Regions from separate parts of the Homo sapiens genome. Here regions 1, 2 and 4 are each linked to region 3. The links are chromatin contacts, found by Hi-C or POLR2A ChIA-PET in ENCODE. All regions are on one chromosome and are shown on one strand. Each heading gives the region's core, a stretch centred on a gene start or an enhancer-like site at or near the end of the contact. The rest is flanking DNA. Distances are from core to core; before and after follow the strand shown.

Evidence for each region. Hi-C counts contacts between places; a loop is a spot of excess contacts on that map. ChIA-PET counts read pairs that join two places held with the same protein, here RNA polymerase II (POLR2A). Pooled maps may share reads with other maps.
Region 1: a loop to region 3 is called in a map of PC-3, with 2.5 times the contacts of the local background. The contact joins the promoter of TEX41 here to the promoter of QTMAN in region 3. A Hi-C loop is called at or near these places in 2 of 168 maps with a recorded cell type or tissue (PC-3 and natural killer cell). POLR2A ChIA-PET finds 5 or more read pairs at or near these places in 2 of 52 experiments (Panc1 and activated T-cell).
Region 2: a loop to region 3 is called in a map of endothelial cell of umbilical vein, with 4 times the contacts of the local background. The contact joins the enhancer-like site here to the promoter of QTMAN in region 3. A Hi-C loop is called at or near these places in 6 of 168 maps with a recorded cell type or tissue (K562, OCI-LY7, PC-3 and 3 more), 1 of 37 single-sample maps with no recorded cell type and 5 of 50 pooled maps. POLR2A ChIA-PET finds 5 or more read pairs at or near these places in 2 of 52 experiments (both activated T-cell).
Region 4: a map of OCI-LY7 shows a loop between it and region 3 (3-fold over the local background). The contact joins the enhancer-like site here to the promoter of QTMAN in region 3. A Hi-C loop is called at or near these places in 2 of 168 maps with a recorded cell type or tissue (B cell and OCI-LY7) and 5 of 50 pooled maps. POLR2A ChIA-PET finds 5 or more read pairs at or near these places in 2 of 52 experiments (K562 and OCI-LY7).

Annotation. Positions count from the first base shown.
Region 1 is chr2:144,666,525-144,669,224 of GRCh38, reverse strand. It overlaps TEX41 (testis expressed 41), which reads right to left and starts at 1,258. Exons shown (of 5, transcript NR_033870.2): 1 at 1,117-1,258.
Region 2 is chr2:144,595,015-144,597,714 of GRCh38, reverse strand. No RefSeq gene overlaps it. Among named protein-coding and RNA genes, the nearest start is that of TEX41, 72 kb to the left of the region's middle. Within about 2 kb of position 1,299, at least 7 of the 41 ENCODE cell types and tissues checked have a DNase peak (open chromatin) inside an H3K27ac peak, as active enhancers do; they include OCI-LY7, PC-3, endothelial cell of umbilical vein and 1 more, where a contact is called at or near this core.
Region 3 is chr2:144,331,156-144,333,855 of GRCh38, reverse strand. It overlaps QTMAN (queuosine-tRNA mannosyltransferase), which reads left to right and starts at 1,344. Exons shown (of 12, transcript NM_001376312.2): 1 at 1,344-1,417. RefSeq lists an enhancer at 711-1,288 and a silencer at 1,070-1,669.
Region 4 is chr2:144,700,931-144,703,630 of GRCh38, reverse strand. The region is part of intron 1 of TEX41 (testis expressed 41); the gene reads right to left. Among named protein-coding and RNA genes, the nearest start is that of TEX41, 34 kb to the right of the region's middle. Within about 2 kb of position 1,415, at least 4 of the 41 ENCODE cell types and tissues checked have a DNase peak (open chromatin) inside an H3K27ac peak, as active enhancers do; they include OCI-LY7, where a contact is called at or near this core.

The DNA.
Region 1 (2,700 bases), core at 9-2,508, 340 kb before region 3:
CATATATGAAAAAAGATTGGAGATTCTCATGAATAAAACACTACAGTGGCAATACTATTTCAACCAGAATTCCGTCTCCTTCCATCATTCTCAAGCATAGATTACCACTTTTTAAAACTATTCCAACTAGGAAATATTTATGTTTGATAAAACTAAAATGTAAACATGGGTTTAAGGTGCTTGCCTAGCTTGCTTTCCTATAACAAAATATCTGCTGGTTTTCAAAGTTATATTGAAACAGTATGTTAAATTCAGTTCTGACAGCATATAAAGATACTGGCTTTCCTAGACACATAAGCAAAGTCTTTTTATGAGCTCATAAAGGCTAGACTTAAGGAATATTTAAGTAGTGGATAATTCATAGAACAATACGATATCTTTAGTCACTCAGCTAACATAGAGGGCAACCACAATTTATTCTTCTTAGAACTTCCTCTCATGTTTTATATTCTTAGGAGGTGAAAGGTATTTAGAAAAGACCTAAATACATTTTTTTATTATTATTGAACTATCAAAGATGTGCTCTCTTTGGGACTCCCTCCACTTCCTCATTCTGTGTATGTTAACCCACTTCAGAGACCATGGTGAAATGGACCCAAAACACCAACTTACTATTTGCATTATAAATGGAGACACAAAAGAATATTTTAAAACTTTTGGTTGATCTGGCATATCAAAGATTTCTTTCTCAGCTTACTTCAGTGAGTGCATTGAAGTAAACTGAAAGCAATAGCTTAAAAGTGGCTTTAAAAAGTCATAAAAAAAAAAAAACCGGCTATTTCCATGGAAATTTTCAGTTTACTCTCCGACCCCCCTCCCTTTCAGAATCGCTTCTTTCTTACCCTCCTCTTTATTTGCAGGACTCAACAAGGAGGAACTCTGGAGTTTTCTGAATTCAAGTATTAAGCTAGCTCTCACTGGAGTGCAATCCATTTTCCTTGCCTTGTCAAATTTGCACTCAAACTTCCAGCAAACTGCCTGACTCTCCTTTTCCCCCCCTCCCTGAGCTAATTACCAACACGCAGCTTGGACTCTAACCAAGCACTTCGCCATGTCGGCCATTTTCCTCTGCTTTATAAAGTTTGCAGGAAAATTACAAATCAATAGAGTGCTTACCTGAGAGTTCATAGAAGTGAGGCTGATGAAATTTAAACAAGTCGCCAGATCTCAACAATCGATACAGCTTTTCTTCCCCTTCGACCTTCATAGGTCTGCTGTTTTTATTTTCCGTTTTCAAGATGGAGGCCAGGGTCTTCCTAAGAATCATGGGAAACTTGAAATGGGCCACAGGTGAATGGCATTTCAAAGCTATTAAATAACCGCTGAACATGGGCTCCTGTGAATTGAGCCTGGGAACAGTCTCAGGTTGCCACGTTACTAGCAGTGCCGTGTAAGAACCAGGACACATTTTTAGCATTAGCTGGGGGGAGTTAAGAACTCTTCATGAAATCAGAGAATTAAAAAGTGTAGGCCAGACGCAGTGGCTCACGCCTGTAATCTCAACACTTTGAGAGGCCGAGGCCAGCAGATTACTTGAGGTCAAGAGTTTGAGACCAGCCTGGCCAACATGGTGAAAGCCTGTCTCTACTAAAAATACAAAAATTAGCTGGGCGTGGCGGCAGGTGCCTGTAATGCCAGCTGCTCAGGAGGCTGAGGCAGGAGAATTGCTTGAACTCAGCAGGCAGAGGTTACAGCGAGCCGAGATGGCACAACTGCACTCCAGTCTGGGTGCCAGAGGGAGACTCCATCTCAAAAAAAGTGTAAAATGTTCACAGAATATGAGCTTTTATTATGAGAACATGATGGGGAGGGCATTGTACTTTAGTCACTAAATTCTTAGAAGTAAAATACACACTACTACTACATTTGTCTAGGCAATAAGTTTTCTCTAATATGAAAAAGTTATGCCCATATTTGACTATTTATCATTTCAAAGTATCGTTTTCACCATGTCCTCTTTGGAGACGATATCCTATCTGCCTCTCATTTTACAGTGTTTGAATATTTAAGCTAATTTTATATAATATCTGACGTGTCTACCTACAAAAGTATCCTGAATTTTGCTTTTTTTCATATTTTATCATACTTTATACTGATCAAAAAATAGTTCATGTGGGAAAAGGTATCTGCCTCTCTGTTTACCCAAATAGATATTAATAGTGTTGATAGACTCTTACTACAGTCCTGTCATAATTTTTTTTTTTAAAACTTCTCATCTTTCTTTGAAATGGCAAAACTTCTTGAATATAAAGAGTTGAGGATGTAGAACTCTGGTTATAATTTCACAACCTATTTCAGTATTACTCTTTGGAAATACATACAATCTCAACACCAAACTTTGAAACACCATCCCTCCACACACCCCAACCTCCAAAAATAGAAAGAAAGAAAAGAAAAATAGTACAATCTCTTCACAGATTCAGTAAAATAATATTAGCATTAAATTTTGGATAACACTGATGAAGAGAGATGCTAACACTGACATTTAACAATATGGAGCTTATTAGACCAGAGGTACATTTCTCCCTCATTAAGTTAAGAAATATAGTATGTAATCATTTTAGTTTTACAACAAAATCCATTTCTTTAATGTGGTTAGATTTCTTGATTTGGGTTTGCAAAGTTACTATCTACTCCTGAACTGTAATGCAAAATTTGCTTTCTAGTTAAGCCTAGAATACTTAAAGTTATCTCTCAAAT
Region 2 (2,700 bases), core at 50-2,549, 260 kb before region 3:
TGAGATTTTAAAGGCTAAGGACCCATTCTCCATTAAGCCTTTGGCGCTGGAATTCTCCCATCTAGGAAGCCGCTGTGTTGATGGCCCAATCATTGACTTTAGTATGTTGAGGAACCTTTTTACATACAGCTAATCATGTGCATTTTTAAGTCTTAATTTACAAATGCATCCAGATACATTGACATAAGGCCGATGCACACCATCCTGCCTCCCTGTCTACATCACTAATTTGACAGCATGAAAGTGTTAATGCTAATTTTATTTTGAATTTCCTAATTAAACATTTCTTTTATCCTGGACAGAAAGATTTATCATAGATTATTAGCAAATTACTCATCTTCTACTATTAGAAATAGTTTTAATGAGACCATACCTACTGGGAGGAAATAAGCAACTCATACCCACTCCAAGCACATGCAAATTGTTGCCATGTTTTCCAACTCGCAACTTCTAGAAGTCAAGTCTATACCAAGCCTAAAAAAGAAAAGCCCGCCGAATGCAGTGATCACGACATTCACATTAACAAGCATTCTAAATTCACTGTCTTCCAGGTCAGAGTTAACATAGTAATTTCCACTCAAAGGACACTGGTCATCAAATCCAACATCCTTTTATTTTATTCAAAATAAAAGGACAAAAATGAGATATAAACACAACTTAGAAAGTCTATGAGTTCATTTAAGAAGTGCTATTTAAGCTGTAAAGGATTTCCTGTCATTCTGGTTTTAAATAATTTTATAATATTCTTTTGTTCTTGGGTTACTCTATATCCAAATAATCATGTATGTAAATGACTCAATACAACAGTAGATGCCCTGACAATGTAAACATTATTGTTTATCCAGAAGCATTATATGTTCATGCAAAAAAAAAAAGTGGCATTAAAAGCTTGTGGTCAGATCAAAAAACCACAACTGTAATTGTTTATTTATATAACTTACCATTACTCTGTAGTGTAAGTTTACATTTTTTAAAAATTTCTAAACGCTGAGTTAGTCTTAGAAGAGTGAAAAATGCATGGTTCGCCTAAATGATTAAAGACAAACAACTTAGGTCTATGCATGCAGCAAAATGCTTTAATATGGAAATTATTCATTTTGCCCAGGCTTATAGTTTTCATTTTTATGCTGCCCTTGAAACTCCATGATAACAGGGCCATTCAGTGGAATTTCTGCATTTTTCTCTTCAGTTCAGGGCAGCTGGTTTCTTTCCTCTCGAAGCAGAAAGCTAAAGTATATTTATCACTCTAACAGTGACTCAAAACAAACAGGAAGTCTTCATCAGCCGGCTCCTGGGCATAGCTGATATTAGGTACTGGCAGAAAGGAAACAGAGACCTCATTCTCTGAGAGTCCGACAGAATGTACATGCAGATGCAGGCGATAACAAAGTTAGGGATGCTCCCAATGACCACCATGTTCTCCCAGGATTAAGTGCTCTTTGCAAGGCTCGCCAGCTTTCAGAGTCTGTGAAAATTCCTCAGGAGTTTTCCTTTCCATTGCAGTGTGAAAGAGAAGTTTGAACTGGATACCACGAGCCTTACAATCCTTGTGAACCTATGCGCCAAAGGAAACCTGGGAGGGAGCTATTCTGGGAGATTTGGCTTTGATCTGGTTGCTAGGAAAAAGCCCTGCTTTTGTCTGGAAGTATTCTGAATGGCTCCTTCAGTCAGAATGAGGCCTGCAGGTCACTGTCTGAATTAAGTGAAGAGGATTTTTTTTAACACTAAAAATGAAGTTGTCGCTGTATGCCATAATAAAGCTGGAGAGAGTAGATCGTGCTGCTGAGCAATGGTAACGGCTCTTTGCTACAACCTAAACTCCAAGGTATACTGTGAAAATCACTGAAGCGTGCTTGCAGATCAAATATATGCAAATATTGCTCAGTGGCACATATGTTCCTAGAGACCTTTGCCTTCACCTCCTTTTCAAATGAAACCTGTTTCAGATTCAAAGCCCACTTTGTTTTTATTAATACAAATGTTCACTATCAAACCATTTTTTTATCCTTACTAATAGAGAGGTTATACAACTCACACCTAACTTTTTTCAGCCAAACCAAACTCCAAATGGATTGCACTGCAAACTACTGATACTAATGCAAAAGTATTAGGCAATACACTTTGGGGGGTCCTTTCAATATTTTCTTTTTTATTTGTCAGCTAATCTCTTTGTTTATGGTAATGTATGTACCTTTGTATAAGGACTTTACAGCCATTATCTAATCTTCACAGATCCTGGTGAGGTAGAAAGGGAGCAAATCTTATCTCCGTTCTACAGATGAGGAAACAGAGATGAAGGAAGGTTGAGTAACAAGCTCACATTTTAAGTGGTGCATTCTGTCCAGATGAAAAAAACAAAAAAAAAAGACAGTATGGCACGGGCTTTGTTTTTCCAGGAGTGAGGCTAGATTTTCACCTACCACCCATCTGTTCACCAGTCCCCTTAATGACCGGCATTTCCCAGTGACTGCACACTTTCCACACAATCTGTTGAGAAAACACGCAGCAAACTGACCCACATGAGGATCAAACCCTTGACCTTGGCACCACTGGCATCAGATGCTTGTGAACTGAGCCACAGACTGAAAGCCTAATTGCCCCCAAGTAGAATGGGATCAATTCCTCCCCTTCTCAATCATTCTGGAAAAGAAAAGAAGGGCTAATTGTTATGAATTTATCTAGTCTTGTTCTTCCTCAAGC
Region 3 (2,700 bases), core at 95-2,594:
TTGTTTGGAACGGAAGATAGTTTCGACGCTTCAATTTAAGGATAAGAATGTTTACTCACATAACTTAAAGCAACTTGTGGATATAAGTACAAAGACCTAATCGATTTCCTTTATTTTGGTATGTTTCCTAATTCATTTCCACATCACAGCCTAACTCTTCCGAGTTGCAGTTTTAAAAATGAAGTTACTTAATAAACCAGACATCCAGTTATATTTGCATGTTTTGCCTTCACCAGAGTCATTTAACCTACAACCTCCTTCCAGATACAAAAACCTTTACTTTAGAAAGGATCCTTTACTTCATAAAGGAATTTAACGAAGGGACACATTCCTCACTTTACAGTCAAGAACACCTGGGACTTCCTGGTACTCTTTCTACTATGTATTCTATAAATAAAAGAGCTAAAGTGAAATTAGGTCGCAGCGAAAAAACATCCAACATTTGTGAATTTTAAGCCCCAACAGAAAATCCCATTCCTTGAAATTCAAGTGGCAATGAGAATATTATTGCATAAGGAAAATATAGATGGAACTATGCAAGTCAAATGATGGTCTCCACTGCTGTCGCTTTGCTTTGTGATTTTTAATTACTCAATGTGACTCTCCTCGTGTAAATGGGACCGCGAATATGCAATTATTGAATACTCAAACTGCATCAGAAGTGTGTGGAGTAGTCAGAACCGAAAGGACGGGAAAAATGGAGATAAAGGAAAGCATGAGCCTTGCCAGGAGGGAATCGAGGAGGTCCAGAAGGAGGGATATTAAGAGGCATTGGCAAAGCAGCTGTGGAGGAGCTCCGGGCTGCAGAGCAGGTAGAGGTGTCGGCAAGGGAGCCAGGAACCCGCACAGGGGCCCTGAGGCTCTAGTAGGCCGGGGAGTGGACCAGGAAAGGAGATGCAACGGGCCGGCTGGAAAACTGCACGGGGAATCCGAGGTCGACCTAATGAACAGCACAGACCTTCCAGAAGGAAAGAGAAGGTGACTATGCGAGCTTAGAACAGGACTAGGAGGTTGGGGAAAGAGTACGAAAAAGCTGAAAGGGCGGACAGGGTGCTGACGAGATGGGAAAGGGCGCACAGGGAGGTGGGGAGCAGTGCGAGGCCGGGGGACAGTGGGCAGGTGCGAGGAGCCGAGCCCGCGGGCTGGGGCGGAGCGATTCGCGCGGGCGGGAGCGCCGCTGACTCAGGGACCTCGCGCCAGCGGAGTCCGGGCGGCGCAGAGAGGCGGAGCCTCGATTGCGCGGGCGGGCCGAGGGGCGGGACCAGCGCCTGACGCGCCCGGAGGCCGAGGCGGCCGCGGGCCGGGAGGGGCGGCGGCATCCGCGGCGGCCGCGGGGGAGGGGCACGGCGTCAGCGCGTCGCCGGCTGGGCCGCGCCGGTGGCCAGGAGGGAGAGACAAGGAGGAGGAGGAGGAGGAGGTGAGTAGGCTCCGGGCTGGGGAGCCGCGCGGGCCAGCGGGGAGGCGGGGAGCGCGGCCCCTCCCCTCCCCTCCCCGGCGCCCGCCTCGCGGGGCCGCGCTGCGCGGAGATCCCAGAGGGGCAGCAGCGGCGGCTGCGGCGCGGGGAGCCGGGGGCGGGGGGTGTGGGGGAGGCGGAGCTGAGAGCCGCGCGCTTCCCGGGCGCACGCGCTGCGCTCCCTGCGCCGCCGTCCGCACCGCGCTCGGAATGGGGCGTCACGCCGTGGCATTTTGTGCCTTCTGCAAACTGGTCGTGTTCGAATTGCGTTTTTTTGGTGCCTACATGTCGTGCGTGCTGGTTTTCTGCGGCCCGGCGCTCCGCTTCTTCCTCGCGCAGGCTGAGAGGACGGGTGGGGGCACGTCGCCCTCGCGCGGGAGAAGGGAGGCCGGGCGTCCGGGTTGGCCTGAGTTGGCTGGGGTGCTTCGCCGACCACCAGGCTGCCCGGCGCTTGGCCCCTTGCAGTGCGAGCCCCAGGCCTTCCTGACGGAAAGCTTCGCTTCTGGCTCCTAGTCGCCCTCAGTTACCAGACCTCCCCAGCGCCCCACTCCTCTCTGCCAGCCGAGTGTGAAGACCCTCACTGTGCCCCCCACCCCGGAATCCCTCGTCTGAGGATTAAGCACATAACTTCCCATTTTCATCGGGATCCAGACAATCCCATTCTGTCCAGGTGGAAAGATTCTCTGAATTTAAGTCTTGGGAATGCAGCAGCGAAATTTAACCTTTAGTCCCGAAGTAGTTTTTTTGCCTTCTCTCGCACATACAACTTTTAGAGTCTTCTGACAACTGTGCTGCTTTAGGTTATCTTGAGATTCTTAAGTTAATGCCTTGAGGCCGTGTGATGGGAGTTTCAAAGAGAAGGCTTTTACAGCTTTTCTTCCACCTGTATCGCAGTTTGAAATGGAAAACGTGAGTTGATGATGATTTTCCATACGAGATGGATTTCAGTTTGCAGCCCCGGCTGCCGTGGCTCACTTGGTTATTTGGTGCCTACCCCTGAAGTTGATTTTAAAGCTTAAAATAGTGGTTAGGTAAAGGAGCTGCTGAAAAAGAAGTTCAGTACAATTCAATAGAGCCATTCTATTGGCTTCTATTAACGTGTTTAACCTTAAGCTTTAACCATGACAGGAGTTTCATGTAGGAACCCACATACCAAGTGAAATATTGAATTTTAATTAGTGCGTTCCAGGTCTGACTTGGATTAGATTCTTCTCGGCTCCCACTCCCTTTTGGTATACATTTTCCTT
Region 4 (2,700 bases), core at 166-2,665, 370 kb before region 3:
TGTTGCCCACTTCCAAGTAGTGACTTTGGAAAACCTTACATTGATTCTACTGATTGCTCAAGAAATTTTTATGGAATTGCCATCAGAGCCTTCCTCATGTTGTTTTAAATGTCAAATATAGCCATTAGTCCTCTTTAAATGGTGGATTTTATTTTTGTAAACATCCAAAGTTTATTCAGAGCCAAGTTTGATGTTAAATCGACCAAGTCTTCTTTTAAATAAAAATAATTTTGATCACAAAACAATAAAATTTAGTTATGTGAAGAATAAAAGAATAAATCCAAAGAAAATTACAATAAAAAGGGACAAAAAGTTTTGAACAGTGGCAAATATCACTGGGTTAAATGTAGTTTTCCCAACATGACTACCCTGGAGAAGATGACATCTTTCGGTAAGTTTCAGATGCTTGCTAAAATTATATAATATTATTTGCCCTCCTATTTCAGTTTCCTAGAAAACTGAACTCAACTTATTTTATCCCGTGTTAAACAACAATCAAAACAATATAATCAGGATACTGTGTAGAAATTTTTTTCCTAATTTATGGCACCCAAATAAACACAAAAGCACATCAACCCATTTCACATTGCTCCAGAAATACGGATTTTCTTTGTATTTGAAAGCAATGTGTCACAAGAGCACAAGACATGGAATGTGATAATCTGAATATTAGACCCTAATTTGCCACTTACTGCCTGTCATCTTGAGCCAGTGACTAGACCTCCATGAACCTCAGTTTTCTCATCTTAAATTTGAAAACCATTTACAACCTTGCACAAGTATTGTGAGGAGCGGCTAAAAGTCAAAAAAAAAAAAAAACTCAAGTAGAGTGCCTGGCACTTAATGAAAACCTAAAACATGGTGACTTCTATGATAGTTGTTACCATTGCACACCAATGTGCTTCACTGAAGCATGAGTTCCTGCAGGACAAGTGCCATGTTTCAATCATGTCATCTTGCTGAATATAACTAAAATTCAAAATTGGAAATAAAAAGTTGAAGATTTTAAATTGAGTTTATTATAAAAATAGTCCAGGGGCAAGCATGATCTGGTTTAATTTATACTATACCCCAGGTTCACAAGCAATCAGGAAAAAAAAAAGAATATCATTACATATTTTTAAATACCTGATTTCTTGATCTAACCTTTTCTTGCTCTCTTCAGTGTTTAAAGAAGCTTCTTTGTTATCAATGCAAAATTATTTCATTAGAAGTCATCACAAACTAATCTTAAGCATGTGACTCTAGCCAAACTAGGTAGATTGAGTGGATAATGGAGCAGAAGTCATAGGGTAGCTCCAGATGGGGAGGTGGTGGGAGGAGAACTTTGGATAGGAAGAACACTAAGCCACTACTTCTATAATTCTTGGTAGCTGCAGGGGTGTGGGCTTGGTAAGGGTGGTGGAGCACTGAAGCAAAGTCACACTTCCCCAAACACAAACTCAGTGGGGTGAAGTCTCCTTTTAACCTGCCCCAGACACAAACCTAATGGTTGGTCCCCACAAATCAACCATGAAAAATGACTCGCATAGCTACTTAAAAATCATACAAATAAATTAATAAATATCACTTATCATTTTATTTTCCCATGAATTTCCTTCTTTTCCTTACACTCTATTTTTCAGAAATCAGAAGACTCTGAAAAGAAAATAGCTCAAAGATGAGACAATCTTAGGCTCAGTAGACAATTTACAAGCTGTCCTTTATGAATCAGAAGCAATTGCTATAGCTGTATAAATTTAAAGGCAGAAAGACGGACTGTCTCTTTCAGTGAATCTTTTACTACCAAACCTAAGAAGTTTATCACCACCCTATAACAACCAACAGTCAAGTCTGCTGAACCTTGTTGGATGTCTAGTCTACACCAAAAACAGAAAAGGAAATTGCTACAGGTACAAAGTGCATGCTCCACAGAATGAATGATGGTGCTTATGGAGCCCTTCAAAAGGATAAACAACAAAATACAATATATGCAGGTATCTTCAACTCTTCGCCAACAGAAAAAGTTCTTGTAACTGCTCACTGCTGCAAATTACTAGTCATACTTCTCAAGTACCCAGTTACAAAGAACACAAACAGTACCTTCAAGTTACACATAGGTACCCCTTTTTTAGAAAAGTTTGCCTTGTCATGGCACTTAGAGAAGAAGTTAGATAATCGTATTTAAGAGAATTACAAACAAGGAACAGAAACTTTGGACTTTTTTTTAATCTTAGGTTGGAATCCCATGACCCAAGATTTTGCAAGTCCTGAAGGAAATTCAGCTCAGGCAACATAGAGTCTTATGATACATTACCCTGCAAACTCTTAGTAGTTAAACCTCTGATTCACAAAGAAAAATAAGAATACCAATAAAACAGAATCTCAGAATTAAATAGAAAAGGAGAAATACACAGCCCAGCCCACCTGATAGTTCATTGCCCTCTATTCTCTAATCTTATAGTTTGGGACCATGCTCTTGTAATAATACCTCTCATCTTTTATTTATGTATCTCTGCCCTCCAGGCTGTGAACTGCTTTAGGCCAAGGACCAAATCTTATACTTCTCTGTTAACCCCAATTCCTGGCACAGAAATTGGCCCAGATTAGATAGTTGGTAAGCATTTATTGTATAAATAAATAAAATGGTGACTAAAGCTTAGTCTTTATAAAGGGTTTATCTGTGAATAATAACACATTCTGCAATTCGGCAACAAATGC